Regions from separate parts of the Homo sapiens genome. Here regions 1 and 3 are each linked to region 2. A link is a loop called in an ENCODE intact Hi-C map of the cell type or tissue named here. Cell type or tissue: sigmoid colon. All regions are shown on one strand. Each heading gives the region's core, and the rest is flanking DNA. Links, peaks and the distances in the headings are about the cores only. Region 1 overlaps LOC105373954 (a long non-coding RNA gene). Region 2 overlaps LOC124906127 (a long non-coding RNA gene). Region 3 has its middle 99 kb from the start of COL6A3.

What was found. A loop is a pair of places that touch in the nucleus more often than their neighbours do. Peaks named below come from ENCODE experiments on the same cell type or tissue, not always from the same donor. Only the 100,000 strongest peaks of a DNase experiment are listed, where the experiment ranks them.
Region 1: a loop joins it to region 2, with 3 times the contacts of the local background. A loop is called at or near these places in 2 of 110 quality-filtered maps.
Region 3: a loop joins it to region 2, with 2.9 times the contacts of the local background. A loop is called at or near these places in 3 of 110 quality-filtered maps.

The regions. Positions count from the first base shown.
Region 1 is chr2:237,287,283-237,297,959 of GRCh38, forward strand. It overlaps LOC105373954 (a long non-coding RNA gene), which reads right to left. Exons shown (of 4, transcript XR_924039.3): 1 at 10,560-10,677; 2 at 7,690-7,807; 3 at 7,354-7,466; 4 at 2,820-4,464. Among named protein-coding and RNA genes, the nearest start is that of COL6A3, 120 kb to the right of the region's middle. In sigmoid colon, for the core only: no CTCF peak of the experiment used is centred there; DNase peaks (open chromatin) are centred at 2,019, 3,239 and 4,279; H3K27ac peaks cover 1,740 bases.
Region 2 is chr2:237,124,761-237,135,437 of GRCh38, forward strand. It overlaps LOC124906127 (a long non-coding RNA gene), which reads right to left. Exons shown (of 2, transcript XR_007088143.1): 2 at 9,048-10,677. Among named protein-coding and RNA genes, the nearest start is that of COPS8, 44 kb to the left of the region's middle. RefSeq lists enhancers at 1,334-1,849, 1,850-2,364, 3,342-3,901. In sigmoid colon, for the core only: no CTCF peak of the experiment used is centred there; DNase peaks (open chromatin) are centred at 1,939 and 3,711; H3K4me3 peaks cover 2,259 bases; H3K27ac peaks cover 1,275 bases.
Region 3 is chr2:237,310,118-237,320,794 of GRCh38, forward strand. No RefSeq gene overlaps it. Among named protein-coding and RNA genes, the nearest start is that of COL6A3, 99 kb to the right of the region's middle. RefSeq lists enhancers at 3,060-6,513, 5,113-5,713. In sigmoid colon, for the core only: a CTCF peak has its summit at 5,112; DNase peaks (open chromatin) are centred at 4,264, 5,254 and 5,634; H3K27ac peaks cover 4,494 bases.

The DNA.
Region 1 (10,677 bases), core at 970-8,969, 160 kb after region 2:
CCTGTAATCCAAGCACTTTGGGAGGCCGAGGCAGGTGGATCACCTGAGGTTGGGAGGTCAAGATCAGCCTGGCAAACATGGTGAAACCCCATCTCTACTAAAAATACAAAAAATTAGCTGGGTGTGGTGGCAGATGCCTGTAATCCCAGCTACTCAGGAGGCTGAGGCAGGAGAATCTCTTGAACCTGGGAGGCGGAGGTTGCAGTGAGCTGAGATTGCGCCATGGCACTCCAGCCCGGGTGACAGAGTGAGACTCCATTGCAAAAACAAACAAACAAAAAGAGTCCTGGGCCCAGGATTCTATAGCAATGTTGGTTGGTGCTGCCGGCTGCTGGAAAAGGGTACAAGGTGGCTTGGCTGCCATGAGGAGGAGGGGAAGGATCACTGAAAGAGACCCTTCCTCCAGACCCAAGCACATAGGGTCTGCCTAAGAGTGAGGCACAACAGAGGACAGAGAACCCCCCATCCCCTCCTCCATTAAGCTAGAAAGCACTGAGAAATAAGCAATTGCAGTTTAGAGAGGGCCAAAACCATAGTTAGAGAGCCCATCTCAGGATCAATCTCACACAGAAGGTAAAAGCAGAGCAGAATATTGAGAAACACCCAGTCAAAGCACAGGGGGACATTAGAAGAATTTGAAGCTGGTGGTGCACAGCTGGTGGTGATAACCCTAGCAACAGCAACATCAGTTTGTAGGTTAACTCCTGACAAGACTGACTCAAACTTCACACTAACAGCTTATCAAAAGAAAAAGTATTTTCATCTCAAGGAATAAATTCTATTGACCTCAGACTTTTCTGTTCTATACATGATGTCTGGCATTAGATCAAAAATTATGAGACAGAAAAAAAAAACAAGACAAAAATAACCCACTGCCAAGAGGCAGAAATAGAACCAGACTCACAGATAGCCAGACGTCCATACTATCAGACAAAAAATTAAAAATAATAGTGATTAATATATTAAAGACTAGTGGAAAAGGTGGACAACATGCATGAGCAGATGACAACTTTCAGCAGAGAGAGGGAAACTATAAAAAAGCATCCAATGGAAATGCTGGAAATAAAATAGTTATGAAGAAAACAAATGTGGTATATATATGCACCATGGAATACTACTTAACCATAAAAAAGAATGAAAGAATGTCTTTTGCATCAACTTGAATACAACTGGAGGCCATTATCTTAACTAACTCAGGAACAGAAAACCAAATACTGCATGCTTTCATTCATAAGGCAGGGCTAAGCTATGGGCACACAAAGGCAAGCAGAGTGGTGAAATGGACATTGAAGACTCAGAAGGGAAAGGATGGGAGTGAGGCAAGGGATGAAAAGTCACCTGTTGGGTACAATGTACACTATTTGGGTGATGGGTATGTTAAAAGCTCAGACTTCACCACTATGCAATTCATCCATGTAACCAAAAACCACTTGTACCCCCAAATATTTATTTATTTATTGTAAATAAATAAAATTTAAATTAAAAATTAGAAAGCCTTTATCAGGCTTATCACTAGACTCAACACAGGCAATGAATCATTGAACTTACAGGTGACTCAATGGAAATCACCAAAATAAAACACAAAGAGAATAAAAGAGAGGGAAAAATAGAGCAGGAAATGAAAAGCCATGGGACATTAGCAAAAAGTCAAACATAAGTGTAATCGAGATTCCTGAAAGGAAAGAGAGAGAGAGAAGAAACAGAAATATTTGAAGAGATAGTGGACAAGAATTTATCAAAACAGTGAAAGATGTTAGATCACAGATCTGTGAAACTTGCGGAACCAGAAACGAGACAGATGAACACTGAGGGGCAGAAAAACACCCCTCAATACGTTATGCATGAACTTCTTAAAAACAAAGACAAAGATCTTGAAAGTACTCCAACACATTACCAACATAAGCACAACGGTAAGAATTTATAGGAGACTCCTTATGAAAAACCATGTAAACTAAATTTCAGAGAGAGAGAGAGCGTGACTCCTGACTGCCCCAGCTGACTCCCGTCCTCCTTGTTTGAGCAAAGCTTGGCGTGTCAAGCTGTCTCATGGCTGTGGCCAAGGGACCACACCTGCCCCAACTCAAGCACAGTGTGACTCTCCCCTGCGGTGCCTCTGCACGTTTGGACTTTGTTACCCTTATTTGATAAGGAACCATTGATCATGCTGAAGCCGTTTCAGAAGAAAAATGCACATATTGATACATCAATTTGATTTCCAAGCTGAATCAAGTGAAGATATATTATAGAGTCAGCTGACCTAGGGACCAAGGAACAAGCCAGAAAATATCAAAATCAGAGTACCCAGGAAGACGAGGCCTCCAAAGAGCTCCAAATGCCGAGGTCGGCCTCATATCGCACAGTTCAGACTCTATGGAAAATAACATCGAGAATGAAATGTTGTGATACCTCGGTGCATGGACTTTTATTATTGTGGGGTTTGAAAGTAAAGGGGAGATAAATATGGGTCATAAAGACCTGTTTTTCAATTCCATTTGTACCCTGCATATTTATATTGATAACACTTCCCCATGAGTCTTTCTAAACAAGAAGCCATCAAGGCAGTGCTTAAGAAGTATAATAATAAAACAATAAATAAATAAATAAAACAGTGTGGGGGGGAATTGCCATAGGAATTAAATAAAGAGACAAAGATTAAATATATTGTAGTACACTGCATTTGATGATAAGATGGGAAAAGGACATGCTGAATTCTGAATAAAGTCTATTAATTATTAAAAAAAGAAGTCTATTTTTCTAGATTACGGGAGTTTAATAAAAGATTTTTCTAAAAAAATTTAAAAAAAGAATCTGTTCTCAGACCATGGCTCTGCCTCTTAACAGCTATTTCACTCTGAAAGAGTTGTTTTACCTCTGAGTCTGTTCCTCCGCTTTCAGAAGGTCATTATGGGGATTAAATAAGGTAAATCAAGGAAAGTGCTCAGCATGATGCCTGGCACACCATAAACACCCAATAAATTTTAGTCACCATTAGCTATTGTTTTTGTTTATTATTCTCATCATTATTTGGTCAGGGTCACTTTGATCAAAGCCAGGGTACAATCTGTTGCTTCTCCATGAGTGCCTTATTCTTTGGGTCTCTCCAAAGCCCAGGATACATTCTTCTGTGACTTTTCACTGTCCATTGCTCATGCTCCTTTACGAGGTTTGAGAGATGAGTGCCAGCACTGTATTTGGGAGCCGCTGCAGCTCTGCACAGACCCAGAACGTCATGTGCTTTCCCCTCGGCGTGGCCAGGGAGAGCTCGTCTACCCCCGCGTGCTACTCGCCAGCTTTCCCCACTTCGAGGGCGGAGCTCAGTGGCTTAGCGTGAAGTGATCAAATGAGTGTTTACACCAAAGCACTCTATGGGTCTATATCAATATTTCTAAGAATCGTTTCATTTATAGAAATTATTACCCAGCTGACCTGTTATCATGTACAACAGCTTCACTGGCAAAAGCATCATATTCTAGATCGGGGCTTAGCAAACTTTTCTGTAAAGGACCAGAGAGTGAATATTTTCAGCTTTGTGGGCCACACACAATCCTGTTTTATAATCTTCTCGTTTTTTGTTACAACTTTTAAAAAATGCAAAGCAACAACAACCAAAAATAAATAAATAAATAACCCACTCTTAACCTGTGGACTATACAGAAAGAGTTTGTGGGCCAAAATTTGCCCACTGGCCATAGTTTGCTGATCCCTGTTCTAGATGTCTGATTTGCTTTGTATTGGACAGTTTGGCAATAGGAAGAATACACACTTAAATTTTCTTCTCTTTGGCAGAATTGCATTAAAAATCAATTCTTTTTAGCTTTTAGGAAACTGAACTCTCGCAGAGATTTAATTGGAAGAGAACCAGCATTTCATTGAAACATATTTGGAAACACGTTGTGTATATTGAGACACACACACAGACACGGTCTCTGTACTCCAAGTAGTTGAAGTCAACAAATGTGTCTGAACTTTTTTAGCTGGTTTCCATGGGAACGTAGATGAAAACAAAACGTATATTCTGAGGAAGCACCAGGTTTTCTGGCTGAGGAAACGTTTTCTGAGTTAACTCTGAAGGGTGTTTTATTTCCAAGAGTGACGGCTTGGTTGATTCTCTCCTCTCCCTCCTCTTTTCTGTCTTCTCCTCCTCCCCTCTCTGTGTGTTCCCCGCGCCACATGTGCCCTTCGTGGTTCTGTGTCCCTCTCTGCACCCTCACCCCCTCCTTGCTGCCGCTCCTGGGCCTCTGGATGAAGCCTCCGCATCTGGTTTCCATCTCCCTGCGCCGCGGGACTGAAGCCCGGCCGACCCAGATTTCCCGTTCATAAATCATTACTCATCTGGAGCCCAGCCAGGAGCACTTCAGGGACTGTTTACTCAGCACGTCTCCTTTTTCAGAAGAACTGCTTCCCTTCTGTGTCGTTTCAAGTCTGGCTGCCATCTTCTACGTTGATCATTTTCCCCATTTTTATCTTTGAAAAGCAGACAAGAGAGGAATTCACTGTGATAAGGCATTTAAATGAGCTGTATCAAACGTACAGCTGGGTCAAACATAAGAGTTTATTCTAATAAAAGTGGCGAGAAATTCGGAAGTACATACATATTGTGGTAAGAACATATGATATTTGATATTTTAAGTAAACTTTGCAGAAGTAGAGGGAGTTAACACATAATCATAGCTATGTGCCAGGTAACACTTGAAATGTTAACTGAATGCTCACGGCAACTCTACACTATAGGTGCTATTAACCTTATTTTACAGATGAGGAAACTGAGGCACAGAAAACATAACTACTAATAACGTGCCCATCTGCTAGTAAATGACGATCCTCTGACAAGGACCCAGTCTGGCACCAGAGCTTCTGCTCTCTCAAGCAGCTGATTCAACTGCTTCTTCGTTTCTTCAACTGTAAAATCATTTCCATTTCACAGATGGGGAAACTGAGGCTCCAAAAGTTAAGCAAATGAAGCTGTAACAGCTATTTTCAAATATTTCCAAACTGTCTCTTTCCTTAGTACTTCCAATGTGTTTTAGTGCTGTACTGCGTGTGTTTACAGTAAACTCCCAAGAAGTTTAAAAATTCCTCTATGTGTCATTAAGGTTTCCAAAAACTACTTTAATTTTTCCATTTTTCACAGAAGCATGTGACTTGCATAGATTTCTCTTAAATGATTTATAAGAGAAATAAAATGAATGTCAAAATGTTTTTACCTAAGAACGGAGTAAATCAGATATTTTTCCTATGGTCATAATGCCAATGACTTCAGAGGAATTTAACGATGAAAATGGAAACATAAAATAAGATAAAGGGCACTGAGTGCTGTTCTAATTTCTGAGTCATATTTTTGGGAAATAATTAATATAAAGAATACTCAGTGACCATTTTCCATGTTTATTCAGTGATAAACACCATGCCAGCTGCTGGGAGAAAAGAGACACATTAAGTAATTTATCTTCCTGCAAAGAGTGACACTGCAGTGGTAGTACATAAGGGTTGGAATGACATTCTTGTCAATTACAGCATTTTGTAGAAATGCAGTTTCTTTGAATGTGAAGGATCAGCTGATCTGTCACCATCATTTTCCAACTGGTATGTTATTGGGGTGGGTTGGGAAAGGGGGCTAGGTTGTGCTGCAGTAACCAACAACTCCAAAATCTCAGTAGGTTAATCCAGCCAAATTTATTTTTTCACTCACATTACCAGTCCTATATAGGACAGCAGAGGCCTCTACTCCACACAGTCACTCAAGGATCAAGGTGATTATGCCTCTACAGTTTTGTACCTAAACCATCAAAAACATGGGGCCTGCATAGAGAGACTGAAGAAAATAGCATGGCTTTTTATGAACTCAACAAGAAAGAACACTCATCTTTTGTCCTTGGCCAGAATTCATTGTCCAGACCCACTACCTGCAATATGAATGGAATATTCGTGGGAGCTGGTGAATCCCACTGTGGGTTCACAGAAATGAAACTAAGGCTCAGAAAAAGGGAAATATCAAGCTTACTTCCTAGCCTCATCAACTCTCCACTCCCTAGAGTTGAAGTAAGAGAATACAAAGCCTTTAGGAACAGTGACAGTTAAAAGACAGATATTCAATGAGGGATAATTGGATAGAGATATTGATTCTGAACTATATTGTAATTAAAATATATTGCTTATCAGAAGCTTACTAAATTCTAGTCCTTGGCATGTATTTTTAAAGCATTTTGAATCCTTACAACAACCCTATGAAGTGAAGTGATTTGCTCAGTGATGCACAGCCCGTAAGTGGCAAATCTGGCACTAGAACACTAGCCAATTGGACCCCAAAGCCAGTGGCATTAACTTGTATGCAATATTCTCAACAATTATCCCATGCAGTGTGAAAACAGTGATGCAAAAGGTTTTGTGCGTTTTTTATATATCATTGACATCAATGTTACCCCCTCCTTATCTCCAGCGCATGTCTCAAAACTTGGTTGTTCTTGCTACCCTGCTCTTCCTTTCCTCAGTCTTTCTCTTAGTTTGCAAATATCCTTTTCATTGATTTGATTTCCTTAATATAATTTATGCCACATTTACTGTGTCCCAGTTGGATGCATATATCACGGTGAAGCAAGTGCATGAAGAATAAACAGAAACTTACCTATTTATCTATTTATACAGGAAAACAGCCCCAGATGGTGTTTAGTCTATGCATCTCATGTTTAAATTCATAAGCTAACTGAGTAATTGTCAAAAACATTCCCCTATTGCTTAGTGGTTTCTATTACTTGTAGGCAAAATATTTATAACTAAGAAAAATCAGAAATTAATTGCAAGTAGCTGACCCAAACATATGGAATTGGCTGAATTTGCAGGGAGGAGGGTGATGATAGTTCTCAAGATTCCTCCATCCTGGGAAGAAAGCTGGTAATTCCTGTTAAACCAACAGCCTACTGAGGCCAATGCTTTAGAATATTTTTTGGCAAATGTCATAGAATCAAGATGTGTTGACTGCCTCTTACTGCCTTTAGTAAGAATCTAAATGAGAATACGAGCTTTGATCCAAGGTTACTGCCTGGAAGCAAAAATGAAAGAAAAAGAGAGAGGGGGAGAGAAATAACAGCAGGGCAAGTATATTATTTATTAAGGGAAGTCCTTTCTCCTGATTTCCAGCAATATAATACTGCTAAGTTTCAGATAAATAGGCCATTTGCAAAACTTAACCATTTCTAAAGCTAAAGTTGAAGTACCAACAAGTAAAATAAGAGATCCTTGTCATTAGAATAAGGCTCTCTAGGAAGAGTCAGAGGAATTCAGGATGCTATTAATAGCTCCACTGGGCCCCAATCAAACACAGCCATCTCAGAGCCTTAGTGTTTGTGGGGCTCCTACCTGGGTTCTTCCTTCATCTTCAGCACCTCTCTCCTCTGCCTAAGATTTTCAGGGCTGACTCATATCTTCGCTTCCTTCAATTGTCTGTTCAAATGATTTATTTCCAGGAAGGTCTTCCTCAGCACCATTTATAAAACACAAACACACATGAACATGCACATTACTCTCACTTCTCCTGCTCTGCTATATTTTTATGCCTAGACTTATCACCACTCAACACAGAATATATTTCTTTGCCCATCTCTGTATATTATTCAGAGTAGGTTAAACTGATGTTATACCAAATAGATTCAAGCATGTAATGTCTCAATACAGTAAGCTTTGTTTCCTGCTCACCTAGTAGTCCTAGGTAGATACTGAAGTTGGCAGGTTGGTTCTCCTCCATGCAGTCATTCAGGGATCCACACTCCTTCCATTCTGTGGCTCCATCATTTCTGAATCCAGTAAGCAGAAGCTAATAGTCATGAAGGGATATACATGGAGGTGTTCATTGTCCAGGTCCGGAACACATCACTTTTGCTCGTTGGGTTGGAAAGGGCTTGGTAATTTGATCATACATAACTTTAAGAAATATTGGGAAATAGAGTTTTGGTGTGTGTCCAAAGTAGAGGAGACTGGATTTTGCTGAACAGCTTGCCCTTTCTATTCAGTGTCCTTCCACTAAAAGGTAAGCTACTTGAAAGCAGAAACTTGTCTGTTTTGTTATATTTACAATGCCTACAGCAATGCCTGAAACGTAGTAGACATTCAATAAGTTCATGTTAAATGAAGTTGAAAAAATGGACATAAGAAAATTTGATTTGAATGTAGCCTGAGAAGGCTGGGACTACAGTCCAGGGCACGTTAGGGACAGATTCAACTATACTCTCACTTCTGTTTATTTTTCACCACACAAACCTCCTGCAGATTATTAAATTTAGAACTAAAGAAATTAAAATGCCCCAAAGCTCTGGACAGTTTACTTTAGTGGGTCATGGTGAATAAAAATCATACTTATCCAACAATTCTGGCATTGAAAACTTATAAACGTATTCTTCACACATAGAAGAGAAAGGAATTTTAGTAATATTAAAGGTAGTTATGTCACCAGAAAACTCCCAAGCTTAGCTAAGAGGGTCTTGAGATTTTTCCATCACTCTCCAAGATGAGTAGCGCACAAATACATACACATCACATGAAAACACTTCTTTTTCTCTCTTAAGCCTGGCCCAGAAGCACACTGGAACACAGAAGTCATTCAATCAGGCAGAAGCTGTGCCCACCAGACAGACTTATTAAGGAGTTCAGTTCACATCCAGGGCAACATGTCAACAAGGACGCGTGTGTCACTTTTTCTGTCCAGAAGAAAACAGCCTGTGCTCGGGACCTTCGACCGATGTACAGTGCGGGTAACATTTCCACCTTGCTTTTCTCTACCAGTTCACACCAGATGTGATGGACAGTTATGCCCAGGTTGCAGGCTGTAAGGAGCTACATCTGGACTGTATCAAGACTGTGTCTGGGGAGAAATGGTTTTTACCATTTTGGTTTTTACATTTTGGTACTATATACCATCCTGTACGTAGACAGCTGCAGCCGCTCCGTGATATTACCTCCAGATGCAATGATTGGTGTGTGTGTGTGTTTCCGTGATATTACCTCCAGATGCAATGACTGGTGTGTGTGTGTGTGTGTCTGTCTATATGTGCATGAGTGTGTGTGTGTGTGAGTGTGTACACCTATGTGTGTACTAGGCAGCCCAGCAGTGGACTCTAGACTAGACCAGACAGCTTGACCAGCATCACTTCTCTAGGATTGTCCTTTCCTGTTATCCATGCAGTAATCTGGTTAGGGTGAGTTGGGATTTGACCCACACTGGGCAGCTGGGCCAGTCAGTGTTTCCCCAGAAATTGGAATGAAGGAGTCAGGTAGCTGTGGATCTCTATCCTAGTGGTGACGTTTCCTTATTCAAGGAAAGAAAGCAAAGTATTAGGAGGTCCCACAAGGTGGGGGAGGAATATGTTAATTGCTGTTGCAGTTTTTTTATGGCAGCTAAATGATGCTGAGGGGAACCTCACAAATAAAACTGTCTTGATAGAAATAATGATGACTATCTTTTTACTGAATATATATAATATGTCAAATAGGGTATTAGTTACTTTACTTGCAAGAATCCTGGGAAGTAGATATTATTTCTATCTCTACTTTACACATGTAAAAACTGACTCACAAAGGTCAAACTAACCCAAATGCATTAGTTTTTTTTTTTTTTCTTGACGGTTAACAAATTTCACAAACTTAGTGCTTAAAATAGCACAGATTTACTACTTTACAGTTTTGGAAGTCAGAAGTCTGGAATGGCCTCAATGAGTGGGGATCAGGGTGGAGCAGGACTGCTCTTCTTCCTGGAAGCTCTAGGAGAGAGTTTCCTCCGTGTCTTTTCCTTCTAGAGGCTGACACATTCCTTCCCTCACTGCCCCTTCCTCCACCTTCAGAGCCAGCAACAGAGCCTCTCTCTGGGTTTGCTTCTCTCTGAGCCTCACACCTTGCTCCCTGAGCCCCTCTTGTTCTCATCTGTCTCCTCTCCCACCTTTAAGGGCCCATGTTATTACATGGGGCCTGCCAGATAATCCAAGAAAAATCTCTCTGCTGTTTAGCAAATTTAATTTCATTAAACCTCAATTCCTTTTTGCTATGTAATGTACCATATTCACAGATTCCAGGGATCCGCATGCGGATGTCTTCATGGGGACATTATTCTAGTTACAGCCCCAAGGTTGCCAAGTTAGCCAGTGGCAGAGTTTGGATTCAAATACAATTTTAACTAGAATATTCATATGCATAGCCCTCACATTCTCCTGCCTCTCAACTCATTACCAGGCTGCTTTTTCTGCCGCTTGAATGACTTCTAGAGACACTTCAAGCATCCCTGCATCCAAGCCTCATTCTTCAAAGCTTGGCGTGACTTTCATCTCTGCCATGGAGCATTTCCTGAGTAAACTCTCCTGTGAACATCAAAGTCATGTGGTCATCAGCCCCTGTGGAGCCTTCCCTCCCCAGTGCTTACACAGTCTGGACTCAAATGCATCTGGAATGGAGAACCACCCCCAGTGCTGCAGAGCCACCTCATTTTCTATCATCTACCCACCTGGTTTTCGGTAAGAATCATCTTGCTTCTCTAGGAAAGCCTTTCACAAATATGAAGGAAATGACCAGTGACCTCTCACCTTCACATCTTCTCTTTGCCAGGAGGAAAAACTTTGTTCCTTCAGCCATCTTCACAGGCCAGGGACTGGCACTTCCTCCACACTCTCAGCACACCGCCCTGTGCATCCTACAGTTCCT
Region 2 (10,677 bases), core at 682-8,681:
CTGCACCACAGGCTGCCCAGGGAGCCAGTGCAGAAAAAGGGCAGCCCTTTGGTTGCCTCCTCTGCATCTCATGGTCTTGCTTCCACTCATGCAGGTGACCCTCACTGGTACATCTGAGAGAAAATGCACTCCCAGGAGCAGCTACTGCTCTTGTGAAGAATATTCCTGGAGGAGTCCACACGGGTGGAGTGGATCTTGGAGGGATGGGCCCAACGCAGCCTCCCTCAGTGTGCGGGGATGACATGAGTGGGGGCTCTTCTTCCTCTGGAGAGGGTTTCGGGGCGAGAAAGATGAGCAGGGACTGAACTAGTTTCTGGTCTTCAGGTTCCAAAATAAACCTCTGAGATAAACCATTCGGGGTCATTGCTGCAGGTTTGTTCCTGAGAATGCGGGGACATTCAGAGTGGGAAAAGTTGGCTTTCTGGTGTGGGGACATCAGGTCCTCTGACTCCCACTGTGTGTATGACAGACCTAAAAATCAATGTGCATGTGTTTATAAAATGATGCAGAAAAATTACAGTGTCTTCTAGTCTCTGAAGCATGGCTTCTAACAGCCTTGGCTGGTTTATACTTCAACTTCCAAAACCATCTTTGGGAACCCAAGTCTTTATGGTTTTAGAAAAACAGCCTCAGACACCCGATGACTCCTCGCATGATTTTCCATCCATACTCCCCCAGAGCCCTGATTCCCCAACCAGTTCCAGACGTCTGAAAAGAGACAGGCATGCTTTGATGGCGCACTTCTCCAGTTGAATTTGTTCTTTGGTGTTTAACTTAGAGTAGGAAGAAAGATATCTAGAAAGGAAACCCATTGTTTTCAATGTCTTTAAAGCAAAAGAATCACTATCTGAACTGTCTTGCCTGTCATCATCTTAATCTTAATTGCCCTTCCATCTCTACGCATTTTGTATATAACAGATCACTCTTGCCGCCAGAGCTACCTTGAACTGCTCTAACTAAGCCAGCCTGCTGTAAGCACAGCACCCCTGACAGAGGTCTCCCAGTGGTGTCTGGAGCATCACCTGCTACCCTGCTGTCCTGACATGAAACCATGCTCCTCTGTGAAGCTGTGCTCTCTCAGTGACATTGGTCCTGCCGTCACCCTGGCCTTGGCAGATACATTGATCTACCTCATCTCCTGTTTCCCAAATCCAACATAGTACAGCAGAAACCAGTCTACATATTTTAATACAATTTTGTTGAGAGTTCAGGGATAATGGTAGAAAAATACATCCCAGAGTTTACCTTACACTGATGTAAGGGACCTTTTCTCCAGATCCTTTCAAAGGCCATCTGGCTACCTACAAACATTTCACAAGGTCTCAGATGTTCAACCTGAGACAGCGGCTGGGCCAGGGGAGCTCTGCCCAGCTCCGTGCTATTGTTTTTCAGGCGCTCCCCACCCACGGTCCAAAGGTCTTGGGTCCAGCGCCACAGAGCTGCTCTGCCCCTTCAGAGACCAATGCATGCATAGAAAACCAAAGAACATTTCCTCCAAGCTCCTGCCTCGTTCCTGGACTTTCAGGAAACCCAGAGCTCTGGAGAGCACATTTAGAAAGCTACTGGCTATTTACATGAAGCTATATTCTCCCTCCAAAGGTACACTGGGTTTGCTTTCATATCTTCAGCCAAAACAGCACATTTGGTGAGCATCTTCTCTTTTGCTAAGAGGCCCATGAGCAACTTTTCTGCCTGCTGAGGAGACTTGCAGGCTGTTCTGTGTCTTCTGCTTTGGGCAGCTGCTTGCCCTGGCTGTGGAAGGCTCCTGGAGTCCCCTGGCTGCTGACCTGACAGGACCAGCCACACGCCCCTTACATTTGCTCGTACCAAGGCTCAGCAGCCAGGCTGAGAGGCTGTTCTAGCCGTTTCTTGGCCCTGTCTCCACAGACCCTCACCAGGGGCTGGCAGAGTCCCTGGGCTTGCCCCATGCACATTGGCAAGGCTGAAGGCTCGGACAGGAGATATCCTTTCAGAGTCACTGACGGTTACGTGCCAGCCACGCACCCTCCGACCTCTCCTGTGCTGTAACCCCAGCACCCTTGTCTGTGTGTCTTCTCAGAGGACAGGAAAGAAGGGAGGTGCCTGCTTGGAATGAGAGCATAGACTTTTTCCATCTAAGTAAAAGTGCTGGGATGCTAGATCCACAGGTCTGTTTATGGGCATAGAAATGCTTTACAAACAGAGCTGGTGTGTTGAATCAGTTGTTCAGGGAATCTGTGCTCCTTTTCCTATCTCCAGGGGTCTGCGTGTTATGGAATTTGGCTAACACCAACCTGAATATGATCTGCCTAAATCACAGCCCGGCTCCTGCTACAGCGCTTTCCTTTCTTTCTCTCTGTAACTCGGATGTGCAAACATTGGTAAGAGAAACCAGAACTCAGGGACAATGAGAGCAAATGGCTGTGCGTAGATGCCAGCATTTGTCACCCCTAAGGCGAGGGTCCTCTTTCTCCTTGTGCTCCTGTCTGCCAGGGGAGCAAAAGTTTTATTGGAGAAACTAATCATTGAATTAACTTCAAAATACATTCAGAACCTTTGGCATTTACAAATCCATCCTGTAATTAAAAACACAAATAACTGAAGGTTTTTCCATTGTTCAAAAGTATTGGTTAATTGAATTATTTTGTTGTCATTTTTTGTGTCTAGTTTGGTCTAGACAAATATTGGGAGGGGCACTAAGTACTTCATCTGTTTTCTAACTTCATAATAGAATTGAAGAACCATTGCGTATGTGAATTTTGACACTCCACATATCCTTAATGTCAATCCCTGAAAAGAAATTTGCTGCACTTGGGAAAATTGAAAATTAAAAATGCCCAAGTCTCAAAATGGATTTCTTCAGCATTACAAGAAAAAAAGATAGAACTGGTGTTTTTGTTTAATTGGCTAAATTTTTCTAGCACAGAAAAAGATTTGTTTCTTTCAAGTTTGGAGTGCAAGCCTTGAGCCACTCTGGTGTCATCCAAATTCTAAATGTGCTCATACTCAAATAAATCAAGACCTACGTACATATACGTGTGCACACATCTGTGTATGGAAGCACTGACTGCATGGCAGAAATCATGGATCAAATCTTCTTTCCCTCCCCTGTCTTCTTTCTCTCCCTACAGCGTCTTTTCTTCCTGTTGTACCCTTGCTGTCTGTGCACTAAAGCACAACCCGAAGCCGCACCTTCTCTGGGACAGCAGCCCCCTCAGCAGGCCTGGTGCAGGTGTGAATCAGCATTGGGGGCTGCTGAAGCCCACCTGAAAGCCTGGTGGCCTCAGCTTCACTTTTAGGGCAGATAAAGGGTTTGTGTTGGCACCAGGCTTGAACCAGCTTCTTGTTTTCTTTGGGGCCAGGACCCTAGTCTAGTGCAGCTTCACACTCCTGTGTAAGTGGCAGCCCCTCTCCAGTCCTGGATGTAGGAGGCCCCATCGGGACCCTGAGGGCTGCGACATGGGCCCTGTATGCCCAAGGCCCACGCACAACATGGGGACACCAGCTCCCCACGGACGCTCCTTGCACGCCCTCCCTGCATTCCCCTCTCTACATCACTAGTAGAGAGGGCCCTGCTTTCTTTCCACCCCTTTCCCCTGCATGCCCCCTGCTGCCTAAGAAAGCCCCTGGAAGAAACCCAGCTTCTTGAAGTGGTTAAATAAACAGGAGGCTGTGATTCATTCAGCATGGGGTGGCGGGAGGGGGAGGGACCTTGCCAGATCCGTCATGTGGTGCCTCTTCCTTGTGAGCCTCTGAGTCACAGGGCAGCAGGGGTGGCGTCCTCAGGGATGAAAGCTGAGGAGGCTGTAAGCGAGTGAGTGCATGTGAGTCTGTGAGTGTGCGTGTGATGTGTGTGTGTGAGTGCATGTGAGTCTGAGTGTGATGTGTGTGAGCAAGTATGAGTGCATGAGTCTGTGTGATTTGTGTGAACAAATGTGTGAGTGTATGTATGTGTGGGTGTAAGCAAGTTTGTGAGCACGTGTGTGATGAGTGTGAGTGCATGAGTGTGTGACATTTGTGAGTGTAAGCAAATTTTTGAGTGCATGTGAGTCTCTGAGCAAGTGTGTGAGTGCGTGTGTGTGATATTTGTGAGAGTGAGCGTGAGGGTGCGTGTGAGGTGAGTGTGAATATATGTGAGCTGTGTGTGATAAGTGTGAGTGCATGTGAGTGTGCATGGCATGTGTGAACAAATGTGTGAGTATATGTGAATCTGAGTGGGTGTGATTGTGTGTAAGCGAATGTGAGTGCATGTGAGTCTGAGTGTGCATGTGGTGTGTGAGGAAGTTTGTGAATGCATGTGTGTGATGCATGTGTGTGAGTGCATGAGTATGTGACTGTGCAGGTGATGTGTGAGCATGAGTGCATGTGTCTGTGCATGTGATGAGTGTGTGAGTGCATGTGTCTGAGTGTGCATGTGATGCATGTGAGTGCATGGGAGTCTGTGTGTGTGATTTTTGTGAGTGTAAGCAAATTTGTGAGTGCATGTGTCTGTGTGATGTGTGAGCGAGAGCATGTGTGAATGCATGTGGCTTGTACGTGTAAGCAAGCATGAGTACGAGTCTGAGTGTGCATATGATGTGTGTAAGCAAGTTTTTGAGTGCATGTGTCTGTGTGATGTGACCGAGTGTGAGTGCGAGTCTGTGTGATGTGTGTAAGCGCATGAGTCTGCATGTGATGTGCAAGTGTGAGTGCATGTGAGTCCGAGTGTGTGTGATGTGAGTGTAAGCAAGTTTCTCAGTGCATGTGTCTGAGTGTGCATGTGATGTGAGGGTAAGCGAGTGTGAGTGCATGAGTCTGAGTGTGTGTGATGTGTTTGGGTGTGACTGAGTGCATGCATGTCTGAATGTGCATGTGATGTCTGAGTGCGTTTCTGAGTGTGCAAGTAATCTATGTGTGTGAGTGCATGTGATGTGTGTGTGAGTGCATGTGAGTCTGAGGGTGTGTGTGAGTGTAAACAAGTGAGTATGTGCATCTGAGTGTGCATGTGATATGTGTGAGCAAGCATGTGAGTGCATGTGAGTCTGTCAATGTGATCTGTGTGTGTGAGTACATGTGGGTCTGTGATGTGTGTGAGCTAGCGAGTGCATGTGTCTGAGTGTGGGTGTGATGTATAAGTAAGTTTGTGAGCACATGTGAGTCAGTGTGTGTGATGTGTATGAGTGGGTGAGTGCATGTCAGTGTGCATGTGATGTGTGTGTATAACTGAGTGCATGTGCATCTGAGTGTGTGTGTGTGTGCATGTGATATATGTAAGCGAGTGTGAGTGCATGTGGGTGTGCATGTGATGTGTCTGTGAGTGCATGAGTCTGTGGTGTGTGAGTGTAAGCGACAGTGAGTGCATGTGTCTGTGCATGCAGTGTGTGTGTGAGTGCATGAGTCTGTATGTGCATGTGATGTGTGTGTGAGTGCATGCCTGCGTGTGATGTGTTTTAGTGAGTGTGTGAGTGCATGTGAGTCTGTGCATGTAATGTGCATGAGTAATTCTGTGACTGCACATGAGTCTGTGACTGCATGTGATATGTGTGAGCAAGTGTGAATTGTGTGTGTGGCATGTGTGTAAGTGAGCATGAGTGCACGAGTCTGCAGGTGATGTGAGTGTAAGCACGTTTGAGTACATGAGTCAGTGTGCATGTGATGTGTGTGAGCAAGTGCATGTGAGTCTCAGTGTGTTTGATGTAAGCAAATGTTTCAGTGTGTGTGTGAGCAAGTGTGTGCATGCATGAGTGTTCGTGTATATGTGATGTGTATGTAAGTGACTGCATGTACGTCTGAGTGTGCATGTGTTGTGTGAGTTTAAATGAGTGCATGTGAGTCTGAGTGTGATGTTTGTAAGTGTAAGCAAGTTTCTGAGTGCATGTTCGTGAACGTGAGTGGTTTGTGAATGTAAGCAAGTGTATGAGTGCATGAGTGAATGTGCATGTGATGTGTCAGTGATTGTGAATGCATGAGTCTGTGAGTGTGCATGTGATATGTGAGTGTAATTGTGTGAGCACGTGTGTGCCTGTGATTTGTGTGAATGAGTGTGTGTGCACGTGAGTCTGCATGTGCCTGTGATGTGCAAGTGTGTGGGAGCCCATGTGAGTCTGAGTGTGCATGTGATGTGCAAGTGTCAGTGAGTGCCTGTGAGTCTGAGTGTGCATGCAATGTTTGTGTGTAAGCTAGTTTGTGAGTGCATGTGAGTCTGTGTGCATGTGATGTGTTTGTGTGAGTTCCTGAGTGTGCATGTGATGTTTGTAAGTGTAAGCAAGTGTGTGAAGACACGAGTCTGAGTGTGCATGTGATGTGTGTGGGCCAGTGTGAGTGCATGTGAGTCTGAGTGTGCATATGATGTGAGTGTAATTGTGTGCATGTGTGTTTGAGTGTGCATGTGATATGTGAACAAGTGAGTGAATGTGAGTCTTTGCATGTGCATGTGATATGCAAGTGTGTGAGTGCATGAGTCTGTGCATATGATGTGCGAATGTCAGTGTGTGCTTGTAAGTCTGTGCATGTGATGTTTGTGTGTGTGAGTGCATGAGTCTAAGTGTGCATGTGATGTGTGAGCGAATGCACGAGTGTGAGTCTGTGAGTGTATGATTCTGAGTGCATGTGATGTGTGTGAATGCATGTCTGTGTGTGATGTGTGCACAAGTATGTGAGTGCATGCAAATGTGTGTGATGTGTGTGAGTGTGAGTGAACATGCTTGTGTGATATGAGTGCATGAAAGTTTGTGAGAGTGATGGGTGTATGTGTACATATGAGTGTGTGTGTGCATATGTGCATTTATGTGTGCAGATATGTATGCATGTATATGGGTGTCAAAGGGTCTGCGTGAGCAAGTGTGCGTGAAAATCAGTGAGAATTTTTGTGTAAGAGCCTACGTACATGAGTGTGAGTATGGGTGCCTGTGTGCACGTGTGAGAGTATGAACAGATGTGTTAGCATGTGTGTGTCTTTGTGAGAGTCTGTGTGTGTGTATGTCTGTGTGCATGTGTACATGTGTGTATGCACACACACATGCTTCCTTCTGTTTCCTCTACCTTCTCCCAAACTGCTTTCTCAGGGAGAGGCTTTGAAACAAGACTGTTTCACCCGGCTCCCAATTTCCATCAGTTCTACAGAATCAGTGGTCACCTTGGCCCTGCTCCCCTCCCCACCCTCAGCCCTGCCTCCTCTGCCAGGCTGGTCCGAGTGGGTTGTGAGACTCCACAAAACCGTCTTTTTTTTCAGGGGACCACACCTACTTGTTTGTCAGGGGTTATTCCTTGTTAATTCCGGAGATGTTTATAAAAGTCTCAAGTTCTATTTTCCAGTTGGGTGAAGCTGTCATTTCTGCCTTGGTCAGGAGGACTAATGATTTCATTGCCTGGGAGGTTATGTGTCTCATCTACCATGGTAAGGCAGAGAGATGGACACACAAAATGAAGAACAGAGGGCAAGAAGAAACCCTACACCCTAAACTAGGAAAAGGTGTTTAGTGAAGGCATTACTGAATGCTTCCAAGTGTTCTGTCATTGAGTCCTCCAAGAAGCCCACTGCTTAGGTATTCTTTTACAGGCGGAGGAAGCTGCCTCCACCCCTGTCCCCACCCCTAGAAGTCAGGAACTCGACCTCACACAGCTGGGGAACAGTGCAGCCAGGATTCTAAACTCCCCCTGTCAGATTCTAGTACATTCTCTTTCCCTAATACCAAGTGGTTTCAAATATATTTAAAGTATTAAGAAAATATATAGCTTTATCTTTTTCATAAATTTTACAGGAAAAACTACCTTTAGCACTAAAGCATGACCCAAAGCTTATCTGGTGAAATAGCCTTGGGCTATGGAAGCAGTTATGGGAAGGTCGATCTGAAATCCTCATTTTGCCTGCCCTCACTGTTGCTCAGCCCCTTATTATAGAACAGATCCAACGAAACTCTGCAATATCATAACTAGAGTTTATTTGTCCAAAGCCTTGTGATCTGTCCACCATTGGGGACAATGTCTTTAAATCAGTGGTTCTCAACTAGAAGCAATTTTGTCCTCCAAGGGACATTTAGCAATTTTTGGAGACATTTTAGGTTGTCCCAGTTGGAGGTGGAGGGTGCTACTGGTATCTAGAGGGTAGAGGCCAGGGATGCTGCTGAGTGTGCAGGACAGACCCTGCCACAAAGAATTATCTGGCTCAAAATATCACTAGGGCAGTTCCTTTCTTTGTCTGTTGGTTGGCTGGCATGAGGAACCCAAAATGACGGGAGTCTCAACTTGGGTGGAACTCTTACACTGCCCTCTAGTGGAAGCAGAACCTCCAGTCCAGTAGAGAGTGACGTTGCAACTCTACAGGAAACGCAAATTCCCTGAGTGGTGGCGAGAAGGACAAAGGCCAAGGACATGGAATGGGATTTCAGCTGTAGGCTTGGCCCATATGGGGCTGCCAGGGAGGCAGAGCCTGTGTGTGCCATCTTTTTCCTCCCAAGAACCCGACTGACACTAAGCCAAACTTCTCACAGAGCTGTTCCCAAGGCACAGAGCACCAGAATACATTTCTGTTAAACAGCAGGAAGAGGCCAGATCTGGGATTCCAAATCCTTGATCTAAGGGTTGCCATCCCACTATGGAAGTTTTCCAAAGTGGGTTTACCAATCTACATTCTCATGAGCAGTGGATGAAAGTTACACTTGGTCTACATCCTTGTCAACATTTAGTATTGTCTATTTTGTTTTTTAAATTTTATTCATTCTGAGGGATGTACAGTGTAACATCACAATGATTTTCATTCGCACCACTCTAACAGCTAATAAATTGGAGCATCTTTTCAAATGTTTATTGCCATTGGACACTCTCTTTTGTAAAATCTCTTGCCCATTTTACCTTTGGATTGGTTTCTAGCATTTTATTATTATTGATTCTTCAGAGCTCTACATAAGTTCTTGATCATTTTTTTTGTCAGATATATGGAATGCAAATATCCTTTCCCATCCTGTGGGTTGTTTTTTTACTCTTCATATGTCGTTCATCTTAATGCTTATATGCTGGAGTTTCTTTTCATTGCATTTTTGATTTATCTCCATTGATTCTTGAATTTGATATCTTCCTTTTCCCTAGCTTCCTCTTTTTTTTTTTTTTTTGCAGGAATTTTTGCTAATCACATTTTCCTCTCCTCATGATTTACATATAGAAGACAATATTCTGATTTTTTGACTGTTAACAGGTCTTTATTTTGCCTTCCTCCTTTATTGGTAGTTTAGTTGGGTATGTAATACTTTAAGAATTCTCTTTTTTTTTCAGATTGCATCAGTGCAACAGTCATGAAGAAAGAATATTATCTCCTCAAATCTCTTTTAGAATATACAGTTCAAATTTCTTAACCTTGATTTCTTTTCTGTAAGTTTTCTTTTGTTTCTTGAAAGAGCTCTGTTTCACACAGGTTCAAATTTCCCGAATGGGTTGTTTGCCATCGTTCCATTTGCCAAAACTGATGAGTTTTCAATGCTTCTTTTAGCCTTACAAAGGGAAATTCATCTCAGGTAAAAGAATAAGCAGCTTCAAAAATTCTTGACCTCTCTTTTTGGTATATTTAATGCAATTTGATGTGCAAGGTGGGAACTGCAATTAGTCAGCAGGAGCAAGGACTTGGAAGTCTTGTGCCAGAGCAGTTTCCTCTCTGGTTGCCATTGGCCCTGGACTTCTGTAGCCAGCTAGGGTGATGAGCCTTTATCTCCCATTGCCAGCTGACCTGGTTGGGGCCGACTTCAGCCGCAGCTGACACAACAGATTTGCTGTGCTCCACTTGAGGCACCCTCCCCACCTTTCTCTACAGGTGGTTATTGTAGCCTGAGGTTGCCTCAGGCCTGGGGCTGCAGTTGAACAGAAATTTGTCCCCATTAACTGAACCACAGTAATCTGCAGCACCCCTAGAGAGTGTAAATGAGCAAGAAAATTAAGTGGAAACTCAGTGATAGAAATCATCTGTAGTTTTAAGTATATGCCAAACAGTAAATTCAGAGATTAGGGACTAAATGCAATTAAAATCCAACTTGACATCTAGACTTTTGCTCATTGCTTCATCTTATGATAAAACCCATAGCCAGTTGGAGCTTCTCCCTTATTAGCTCATTCTCAAATTGTCTGTACTTCATATTTTACTCAAGTGATCCAACAGCCCTGGCTTAATTGTTCATGACACTGAAGCTGACCTTCAGCTGGGAGAACTAATTGACCAGCTCCTAATTCAGCTGTAGGAACTCACAGACAAATCTCTGAAAATGTCTTGATTGCACACTCTTGTGAGATTCTAGACTAACTTTCCTAAGTGTGCCTATAAATGCTAGCTTAAGTTCTTTTTTAATCAAGACAGCATGTCAAAGATTTATATAATTAGCTCAGTTTGACCTTTCTCTAGTTAATCCTGTTGACTTTAGATGACTTTTAGTTCTAAGGCTCACCACTAAAATGTAGTCCCTCCAAGCTAAGTTTACCCCGAGAAAAATGTAGTCCCTCCAAGCTAAGTTTACCCCGAGAAAAATGTAGTCTCTTCAAGCTAAGTTTACTCCCGAGATTTTAAAATAAACTCCATTTTGTTAGTTTTTAAGGAAGGGACCAACCCACATGACCTGAGGAAGGACAAAGTATTGTTAACATATCAATTTTCTCAAAGTGATTAACAAAAGCAGATTCCCAGTGAAAAAAAATTGAAACTACAAAATCATGTCAGTATTTATCTTTAGGAAAGAAAAGATA
Region 3 (10,677 bases), core at 1,616-9,615, 190 kb after region 2:
ATGGTGCTGGGACAATTGATTGATAATTTGGAAAAAAAATAAAATTCCTACATTAAACCTCCCTCCAAAAAAATCCACATCTCAGATATTTAAATTTAAAATTAAATAAAATTTAAATTTAAAAATACTAGGAGAAAATATGGGTGACAATTTCTTATGGTTTACTATGTGGTTATAAGTAACAGAAAAGGTTTCAACCTAAATGATGTAGAAAGTGAATTCATTATAATTTATGATATACTATCATTGCTCTTTCTACTAAAGGCCCGCATGGGACTGAATAAGACCTGGAGTGTTTTGGGAAATGAAGATGGCTTTGCTCTCGCTTCCCCTTCCCTTTTCATCAACCTCACAGTAAGTCCAGGACTTCTGCTGCACAGCTTCTGGGCTGCTTGTATAACTCACAAGCAGCCTTATTAGATCTCCTAGTCCCTGCATGTTTCAACCAAATAAGGCACTCTTCGAGACCCTAACAAAAAGAAAAGAAGCCTAAACTCTTGGGTGGACACCAATGGCCACTTCTCCCACGCCCCTCACAAGGTAAGAGGGGCAAACGCTCCTGTCTGGGCATCCCGCCGTGAGGGGCGCTGTTACGCCATGGTGGTGCTGCGCCCTGATGTTTGGGATATTTGGCAGCCTCTCTTTTTCTCCTTGGCAGGCCACTTAGAGCTGCGGTTGGCCCACTGGTTTTTGAACCCAAGGATGACCTGAGTGCTGAGAGCCCTGGGTCCTCAGCTCCCCACCTGAGGTTTCCCTGGCAGCGGAACCCTGGTGAGCTGCCTCTCAATTTCAGGTTGTGATATCCATGTATGAGTCACAGCCTGACATCTCTGAGCGTCAGCCACTCCTAAGCCCGACTGCCTAATATAACTATTGAGATTCAGTTTGCTCCTAGAAAGCAGAGTTAACCCTCGGATGTTGTCCTCTGCTGTGGTTCATTGAGCAAAACCTGGCTCCTGGAGCCCACATTATTAGGGAAGTGGGGCGGGATGTCAGGGGGCCATTCTCAGAGAAGGGGAACCAGGGGCTGAGCAGACGCCCAAACCGCATTCACTCTAGTGTTTTTTAACCTGGAATTAAAGATGGCATTTATAAGCACAGCAGCAGAGATGAACTTTGTAAGGAAAAAAAAAAATTAAAAGGTATGAGTTCAGAAAAATTTAAAACCATATAAATAAAAAGAAAATGATAAATACTTTAAAATTAGCAATATTTGTGAAAGTAATTCAATCAGTAAAGAAATATTTAAAGTAGAACAATAAATAGGCCAAAAGAAAAACAGTCTGGGCACGGTGGCTCACACCTGTAATCCCAGCACTTTGGGAGGCCGAGGCTGGTGGATCACCTGAGGTCAGGAGTTCCAGACCAGCCTAGCCAGCATGATGAAACCTCGTCTCTACTAAAAATACAAAAATTAGCTAGGCATGGTGGCAGGTGACTGTAATCCCAGCTACTCGGGAGGCTGAGGCGGGAGAATTGCTTGAACCCGGGAGGAGGGGTTGTGGTGAGCCTAGATTGCGCCACTGTACTCCAGCCTGGGTGACAGAGTGGGACTCCATCTCAAAAAAAAAAAAAAAAAAGAAAAAGAAAAAGAAAAGACAAAAAAAAAGAGGGGGCCCAAGCTCTTTGTCTGACTTTCAGACTGGGTTGAATTCAAAAGCAGCTGTGTGACTAAGAGCAATTACAAAACCTCTCTGAGCCTCTGTTGCCCATCTACAAAATGCAAAGCTCCCATCAATGTGGGAATAATTAAACGTGACACTGTGAGCCAGGCATGGAGCTCAATCCCTCAATCCCCTCCATCCCAGAGGAGCTATTGTTTCTGTTGCTGTTAGTTTGGTTGGTTGGTTTGTTTGTTTTCACTGTTGTTGTTTAGAATAAATTGTTTAAAATTTTAACTTCACTAGTAATTTTAACCAATCAAAATAATGCAACATCAATTTCACAAATCAAATTAGCAACAAAGATTTAGTAAAAATGAACATATTTTTAGATGAGAGATGAGACATTTAAAAGACCATTAGTGGGTTGGGTGCATTGGCTCACGGCTGTATTCCCAGCACTTTGGGAAGCTAAGGTGGGTGGATCACCTGAGGCCAGGAGTTCCAGACCGACCAGCCTGGCCAATATGGCAAAACCCTGTCTCTACTAAAAATACAAAAAATTAGCCGGGCATGCTGGTGGGCATCTGTAATCTCAGCTACTCGGGAATCTGAGGCACGAGAATCACTTGAACCTGGGAGGCAGAGGTTGCAGTGAGCTGAGATCACACCACTGCACTCTAGCCTGGATGGCAGGGTGAGACTCTGTTTCAAAAACAAAAACAAAATATAAAATACAATACAATACAATAAAAGACCATTAGTGGGCGTATAAGTTGGTGTAGCTTCTCTAGCGGGCAGTTTGATGATGCATCCCAAAAGACTTTAAAACATGAGCCATCTTGGACACACATATTTCATTTCTTGCAATTTGTCCTGAAGTAACAAAAAGAGAACTGGGTAAATAGCTATGCAAATGTTACTCATCGCTATGTTGTGATAAAAGTGTGCCATCACTGTGGAGTGAAAAAGTAGAAACGACATAGGTGTCCAAGAAAATGAGACGGCGTGACAGTGGTACACGCATACCTATGAAAGATCAGGAGTTTATGAAAACCAAGCTGCAGAATCATACTCAGTCACGAGAAACACAACCGTGATCTCATTAGGAAGGACCGCCGAATACTGGACACTGCTGGCCACATTCTTCTCCTTGATGTTCTCTCCCACCCTCACTCAGTTTCCAGAATCCACCCTCCCACCTCCTTCTTCCTCTCTTCCATTCCCCTTGAAACCTGCGGAAGGCCCCATCCCTGTGTCCATCCCGAAAGGCAGATGCTCCTCAGTGGCCCTTGCCTCTCTTTGCTCACTATACATTCTCTCTGGGTGACAGCATTTGAATCCAAGGCTTCCTTGCCATGCTTGGATGAATAGATCTAACTGCTGGCTAATTAGCTTGTACCCCATAAGGACTCAAAAGCAGGATGCATTAATTTTCTTGACCATTGCATAGCTCATCATGTGTTCCCTGTCTCAAGAACGGTTCCACCATGCACCCAGACAGTTGGGCACCCTTGTCGCTCAGCCCTCTCCTCACCAGACACATCCAGCCAGCCACCAGCCCGGATCCCCTCATTGTCTCCTTCCCATCTCTTCAATCCCCCACCCCTTCCCTTGCCCAGGGCTACAGTCCTCAGGAAAGCCTTCACATCTCTCTCTCTAGACTGTTCACGTCCTCCCTGCTCCACTTGACATAAACCTAATAGTTCATTATAAGGGAAAATGGAGAGTAGATTGTCCTGGATACTGAAATGCAATCATGTCCTCTGCTTCCTTAAACACTTAGTCAATGTTCCTCCCTCTGTGCTGTCTTAAACATAAACTCCTTTGTATGACAGACAGGGCCCTTCAAGACCTATTTGTCAGCTATCAGCCCTGCCAGATCTCCACTATCCCAGGAAGGGCCCCAATGACAAAGCTCATGCCCCCTAAATAATCCCCTCTCTCCAGAGACGTCAAGTGTTTGCACGTGCACAAGCACTCACCGTGCAGAAACGTCTCATCCTTTCAGCCCTACTGAAATGCCAGCCCTGCTACTCAGTCTCCCCAGGTGCTGTTGAGTAGACGTGAATGTGTTTCTCCTCAACTCCCAGGCTTCACCCTCACCTCAATTGGAACAAATATTATCTTGTCTTTACTTGCCTGTGCATCTGTCTCTCAATGCTATTTAAGAGCAAGGGCCAAGATTTTTCATTTTCTTATCCCCACTGCTTTTCACAGTGCGTGGTTCACAGAGGGTCTCTTGATGGCACGCATGCCTTCATCAAAGCTCCTATCATTTTGCACAGCAGTCATTGTTTATACATCTGTTTCCCCTGCTAGGCCAGAGAGACAGAAACTCTAATGCATTCATCCTTGTGGATGCACATCCCATAGCACAGACCATTGCTTGCTAACTACACACCAAAATGGTTACCAGACATTAAAACTTACACGTACGCCCGTGCCAGCATGATTGTTCTTGGATCTGCTTGGATTTTTTAATTACCAGATAGGATGATGACCAGTATAGGCCAAATCTCCAAGGCCAGTTGGAGCTGGAGGACCTGGTCTGAAGCATTCCTTCTAGAAGCTCCTTTCTTCAGGCTCTCCATTTATGGAAGCTTCCTCGGCATCTGGTGCCTAATAAAGCTTGGTCTCCTCTTTCCTCATGGCACTGGTTCAGCAGCACATCCAGAACGCGCATCTGCATTGTGTCAAGAACTCTGCTTATTCTTCATAGAAACAGGCTACTTAACACAACCGGACCTTCAGACAACTCCGGCCACTCTCACGCCGAAACACCTATGCATTCACTATAAAACCTAGGTCTGTCATCTGTACAGTCTTTCTGTTGGGGTCACATTCAATGATCTTTTGGTCAAGGGCAAGGGCATTCATTCCCAGGCCAGATGAAGCTTTGCGCAGCACTCTACAGAAGACCAGACACAGAAACATGTACTTAGAGGTGCATTTAACTCAGTGCCTCTAAACCAGAGATTGCAAGCTGGTGGCTCAAGGGCCAGAGTTGCCCAGAAGACGTTTATTTGGCAGGAGTGTATTCAAGTCTTCAAACCCCAATGCCTTTAGAATGGACACCTCTTCCTTATTTGCCTCAAGCCCCAGCAGTCCCTAGTGCTTTGCTCCTCCTCTGCCCAAGAGACCCACCCAGCCCTTGAAGACACAAGACTGTGACTCCACCTAGACCAAGTATGCTCCGTGAGCTCCAAAAGGACCCCAAGGGACTGAGGCTGAGGGGGGTCTCTGAGCCACCATCGCAGTGGCTGCCCTGGCTGCCAATACATCCCCTGTTATCACACATTCAACCCACTTTGAAATTGTCTAGTGAGAATCCCACTCCTGCTCCTGGAGCCTAAGGAGGCCTAAGCCTTGTGCTCAGGGAGGTCACAAAGGGAGTGACCCCGAGAGGCTCCAGAATGGTGCCCTTTCTCTGTACATCAACAATTAATTTGGGTTGGGGTTTGAGTAACAACTTCAGCCAAACAAGGGAATCAGCTGAGTCCTGATGAGGCTCCGCAGACAGTGCCTCCACTTCCACAGAAGACAGCCAGGCTGCGCGGCAGAGCCTGCTGAGCTGCACCCCGCTATTTTTAGTGCTGCTCTCTGCCACGCTGGCGAGGCTGTCCTGCTCAGTGGCAGGCAATGCGTTCCATGTGTGCAGGCTGGAATGCAGCGGCTGAACCAAGGCCAGCAGCAGAGCCTGTTTCCTTAAAAGGCAAGAGAAATTCAGATCACATGGCCACAGGGACAGGAGCATGGATCCTGGGACAGGAACGGATTTCCATCCTAGAGAGCTCTTCAGGGGCAAGTGAACTAACAGAGATCTGCTTATGAACGTGCTGTAGGTGAAAATGGATTTTTATATTGAAATTCAAATAAGTACAGGGATTTGAGCCGATTGTTCCATTGCATTCCGGTCGTCTCAGGAAAAGAGGTCCCTGTGTGATTTATTTGTGGCAGAGACCCTAGAGCCACTCATATAAATTCCCCTCAGACACTGACTTCACAAATCAAAGCTGTTTGGCCAGCTGGTTACAGCCTGATGTTAAGCAGACTCAGGCCTCAGCTCAAGCTTCTCCCAGGGCAACCTCGTGGAAAGAAACAGTTTTCTGAATATATTCTAAAACAGACTAGAATAGAATAGAATAAAACAGAATTAGAATATATTCTAATTTGAGACCTTTATTCTGAATATCATTAAACACGCATAAGTTTTTTCTGGAAACGGTTAATATTTATCTTTCTTATCCTGAAGTTGCATCTTACACTGAGTAGCATTCGTTCCCCCGCCCCATGAGGTGGGAAATTCAACAAACGACTCATTGTGTATAGATAAGGGCCAGGCAATCTATTGCCAAAGTCCTCTTTTGCCTCACAGAAAAACAAAGATAGAGACACTCTTGAGGTCCTTCTGCACAGCCCTAAACTTGTACTCAATCTTCGTACTGTTTTCCAAATCACTGTCTTAGGTCACAAGCATTAGACCTGGCCCAGGAATTAATGAAGGCCACCAGCAAATGAAGAAGACAGGAAAAAAGTGTGGTTAGGATGATGGGCACAGACCCCCAACATTCAAATCTAGACAGTCAGCAAAGTCATGTCTAGTTGAGGCAGTCAGGTTGACAGTCACATAAGGACCCAGTTTTCCTGTCCCACAGTGAGGAAACCACAATAGACTTTACGTGTCATTAAGTCTTATTACTTTAAGTGCTTCCCTTAAACAAAAACTAGAAAGCTTTGTTTCTGTTGTTTTGCCTCTTTTGGAAACTGTCAAGGGAGTTAGTAGGGAAGGTGATGCCTATACCTATGCCTATATAGGGTGAACTACAGACTCTTAAATGTCACTGATGACTGTGTGTCATGGCTGCATACACATGAACTTATACGGGAGCAGTGATGAACGCAGTCCTCCCATATCCTCCCCACCACAGCCCTCAGGTTCCCGCGTCTCTCCACAGGGGTGGGCTTAATTAACCTAACAGGGGTTCCGGTTGTTTTTGTTTTTTGTTTTTTGTTTTTTTGACGAAGTCTTGCTCTGTCACCCAGGCTGGAGTGTAGTGACATGATCTGGGCTCACTGCAATCTCCACCTCCTGGGTTCAAGTGATTCTCCTGCCTCAGCCTCCCAAATAGCTGGGATTATAGGCATGCACCACCACGCATGCATGGCTAATTTTTGTATTTTTAGTAGACGGGATTTCACAATGTTGGCCAGGCTGGTCTCAAACTCCTGACCTCAGGTGATCCACGGATTCTATTCTTATTCCCAACATTGGCTTAGAGGCATGCAACCCATTTCCAACCAATGGACTGCCAGGGGACATCTGCCAGGGAGCTTTCTGGAGAAAAGCCACAGAAAGGATGGTCTTCCTTCTTCCTTTAAATATCATTGTGTCCACATGAGACTTGTTACTAGCCTAAGAGTGGGGCCCAAGCTGAAAATAGTCCAGAGAGATGGGAAAACCTGGGTCCTTGATGGCATCTTTGACTCCTCCCACAGCCTGTGCTCTGGATTTCTGTGAAATGGGGACAACCAGTGACTTCGTGATCTAAGCCAATGCGAGATGGGGTTTCAGTTCCTGGCTGCTGAGAGCATCCTAACTCACTACATACCACAGCCCCAAGAATACTCTCTCCTTCCTGCTCTCTGTTTTCTAAACCATGAGCAGCATTCAGCACAGGTGACTGCTCTGTTCATTTTGACACAGCTTCTGCCAACGCTGTCCTTGCATGACACCTGTCTCTACTGATTCTCTTCTTATTTCTACAAACACTCCTCCTCAGCCTCTTTCACCAAGCCTGTCTTCTCTGCTCAACCTCTAACCGCCAGGGCACAGACAGGCCTCTCCTGACTCCCTGTCCCTCTTCATCTATACTCTCAAGCAATGAAATCGCACCATAAATCTAGGCTTCGAATATGGTATATTTCCAAACTGCTGAATGTATATCCTTAGCCCCACCCTCTCCTCTGAACTTCAACTGTCTTCCTCATATCACCGCTTCAAAGTTCAATAGCATCCTAAGTTCTAATACGCATGGCAGAATTTTTGATTGACTACCCCGCCTCCTCAAAGAATCACATGTCACACCCAGGACTGCCCGGCTTAAAGCTCCCAATGGCTTTCCATCACATTAAAGTACAATCCACAACTCGTTAGTTATGAAAGAGTTTTGGGGCCTGACTTGGCCATTCTCTCTCAGACTTCAACTCCAAAAATTTATCCGCTTATTTGTTTGACTCCAGCCACACTGGCCATCTTGCTGTTTCTCAAACATGTCACAGTCATTTCTCTACCCAGGATCTCAGATCCAGGCCCTCTCTGGATCTGGAATCTTCCTTCAGGTCTTCCCAAAGGTGGCTGTCTTGGGATTTTTTGTTGTTTGTTTTTTGTTTCTTGAGACAGAGTCTTGTTCTGTTACCAGGCTGGAGTGCAGTGGTGCGATCTCGGCTCACTGCAACCTCTGTCTCCCAGGTTCAAGCAATTCTCCTGCCTCAGCCTCCCTACTAGCTAGGATTACAAGCATGTGCCACCATGCCCAGCTAATTTTGTTGTTGTTGTTGTATTTTTAGTAGAGAGGTTTCACCATGTTGGCTAGGCTGGTCCTGAACTCCTAAGTGATCCACCTGCCTCGGTCTCCCTTGGTGCTGGGATTACAGACGTGAACCACCGTGCTGGCCTCTCTTGGTTTTTTTTTTTTTTTTTTTTTTTTAGCTCATAAATCAACTCTTCAGAAAGGCTTGCCTTAAACATGCAGTACCTCATCAGACAGCCTCCACTGCAGCTCACACGTCCTTATTTACCGAGGGTTTTGTGTGTTTGCCACCTACTTCCCTTGCCGTGTAAGGAACACAAGAGGAAGACATGTGTGCTGTCCACCCCACCCCTGCATCCCCAGTGCCTTGTCTAATACCTGACACATGTTAGGTGCTCAGCAAATGTTTGTTGAATAAGTGATTGAATGAAAGACTGTGTACCTGTCCAGGCTCTAGGCAGCAAGGGACAGAAACTTACTCTGGTTAACATATGAAGAAAATTGAATTATTGGAAAAATATTGAGTAGTTTATAGCAACAATGGGAAGGCTAGCAAATCAGGTTCAGTTCCACAAATGGAAAGGAACAAGGGAGTTGGGCAGCCCGAGCCACCACTGAAATTCACAGACACAGCACAGGCTCGATGGCTCTTGCTGGAGCCCCAAAACCACTGGACGCTGGTGGGGTCCTTTACCAGAAGTTTGCTGACCCCCATCTGGTAGAGGGCTGGGCATACCGTGGGCTACAGTTTAAGAGCTCAGAAGCTGTGCTTAATCCATAAATCACCTCATTTCTTTCCATCAGAGTAATCAGGAGTGGACAATATGTCTCTATTATCATCCTCATCTAGGCAACCCTCTCTAATCAACTTCATGTTAAAGACACTTCAATTTCTATAGGTTCATGTTCAAACTGGCTGATTGCTGATGCTGTTTATACCTTGCTCCTCGGCCCGCCTCTGTGCTCCCCTGCAGCTGTGCTGGCTGCTTCCAGGTGTGCTGACAGCACTCCACCTCAGTGGCCCACATCCCTCTTCTTCTCTGCTTTACTTTTCTAGCAACAGTGTGTGCAGGGCAGCCTCAAAATGCTGGCGTGTAACGCCCCCAGGTCAACCCCTGTGAGTGTCAACTTGACCGGATTGAAGGATACAAAGTATTGTTCCTGGGTGTGTCTGTGAGGGTGTTGCCAAGGGAGATTAACATTTGAGTCAGTGGACTGGGAGAGGCAGACCCACCTCAGTCTGTTTGGGCACTATCTAATCTGATGCCAGTGCAGCCAGAAAAAAGCAGGCAGAAAAACGTGGAAGGACTAGACTGGCTGAGTCTTCCCGCCTTCGTCTTTCTCCCGTGCTGGATGCTTCCTGCCCTGATACATCAGACTCCAAGTTCGTCGGCTTTTGGACTCTTGGACTTACACCAATGGTTTGCCAGGGGCTCTCGGGCCTTCGGTCACACACTGAAGACTGCACTGCCAGCTTCCCCACTTTTGAGGTTTTGGGACTCAGACTGGCTTCCTTGCTCCTCAGCTTGCAGACGGCCTATTGTGGGACTTCATCTTGTGATCGTGTAAGTCAATACTCCTTAATAAACTCCCTTTCATATATATGTCTATCCTATTAGTCCTGTCCCTCTAGATAATGGTGACTACTACAACCTCCAACCAAAGAGAGATGAGGGTCAGTCCATAAACGTCCAGCTTTCTGTTCCTCGTAGCATTCTCCCCACTTTCTCAGTGGGTTTCCAGGGAGACTGAGCCCCAGTTGCTCTCAAGGGTAACATGCTTTTAGTTAATGCACCATCCCTTGACTTGCCAACTTCTTTGTCTTGCTTCTCAGTGGCCTCATTTGTGCTTCCCACACACCTTCCGAAACAAATGACTGCAGCCAAAACTTGGTCAGGATCTGCTTTCGGGGAACTCAACATAAGACTGGTTTATGAATGACCAGTCAGCTTCTTCAACTACAACTCCTATCAAATGTAACTGTTTTAAATGGGGTCTTTCAAAACAAATATTCTTTCCCAGATATACAAGTTCTGACAATTTCTTTTTATTGTGCTATTTCTGTTTCTAACATCTCTTATAAAATTCATGTAAATGCTGGGAATTTACTAGTCTCTTGAAATCAAACATGCATAGCTAGCTCCCTTTGCAGATGCCCAAATGCCTTCTCTTAGATGACTTTTTGCAACAGCAGCATGGTTTTCACAGAGACATCTGACATAGGCAGGAAAACAATATCAGTTTTCCAGGTTGAGCGATACTTGGGTGGTGTCACCATCATGCACAGAGGCCCTTGAATCACTGGCCTTTTCCCATCACTCATGACCAAATGCCTTCAAGCTTTGACTACTAGATTCCAAAATACTACTTCTTTGGTGTTTTGGTCTTTAGCAGATTTATACCCACCATAAAGTTGGGTGGAAGACTAGGGAATACCACGGAAAAGGATTTCTGAACTGGCTCTGCATGGGATCTCAGGAATGCTGAGGGGTGGCCCAAAGCTGGAGAGCATGATTCCAAGAAAGCAGGAAGACCCCAGGAAT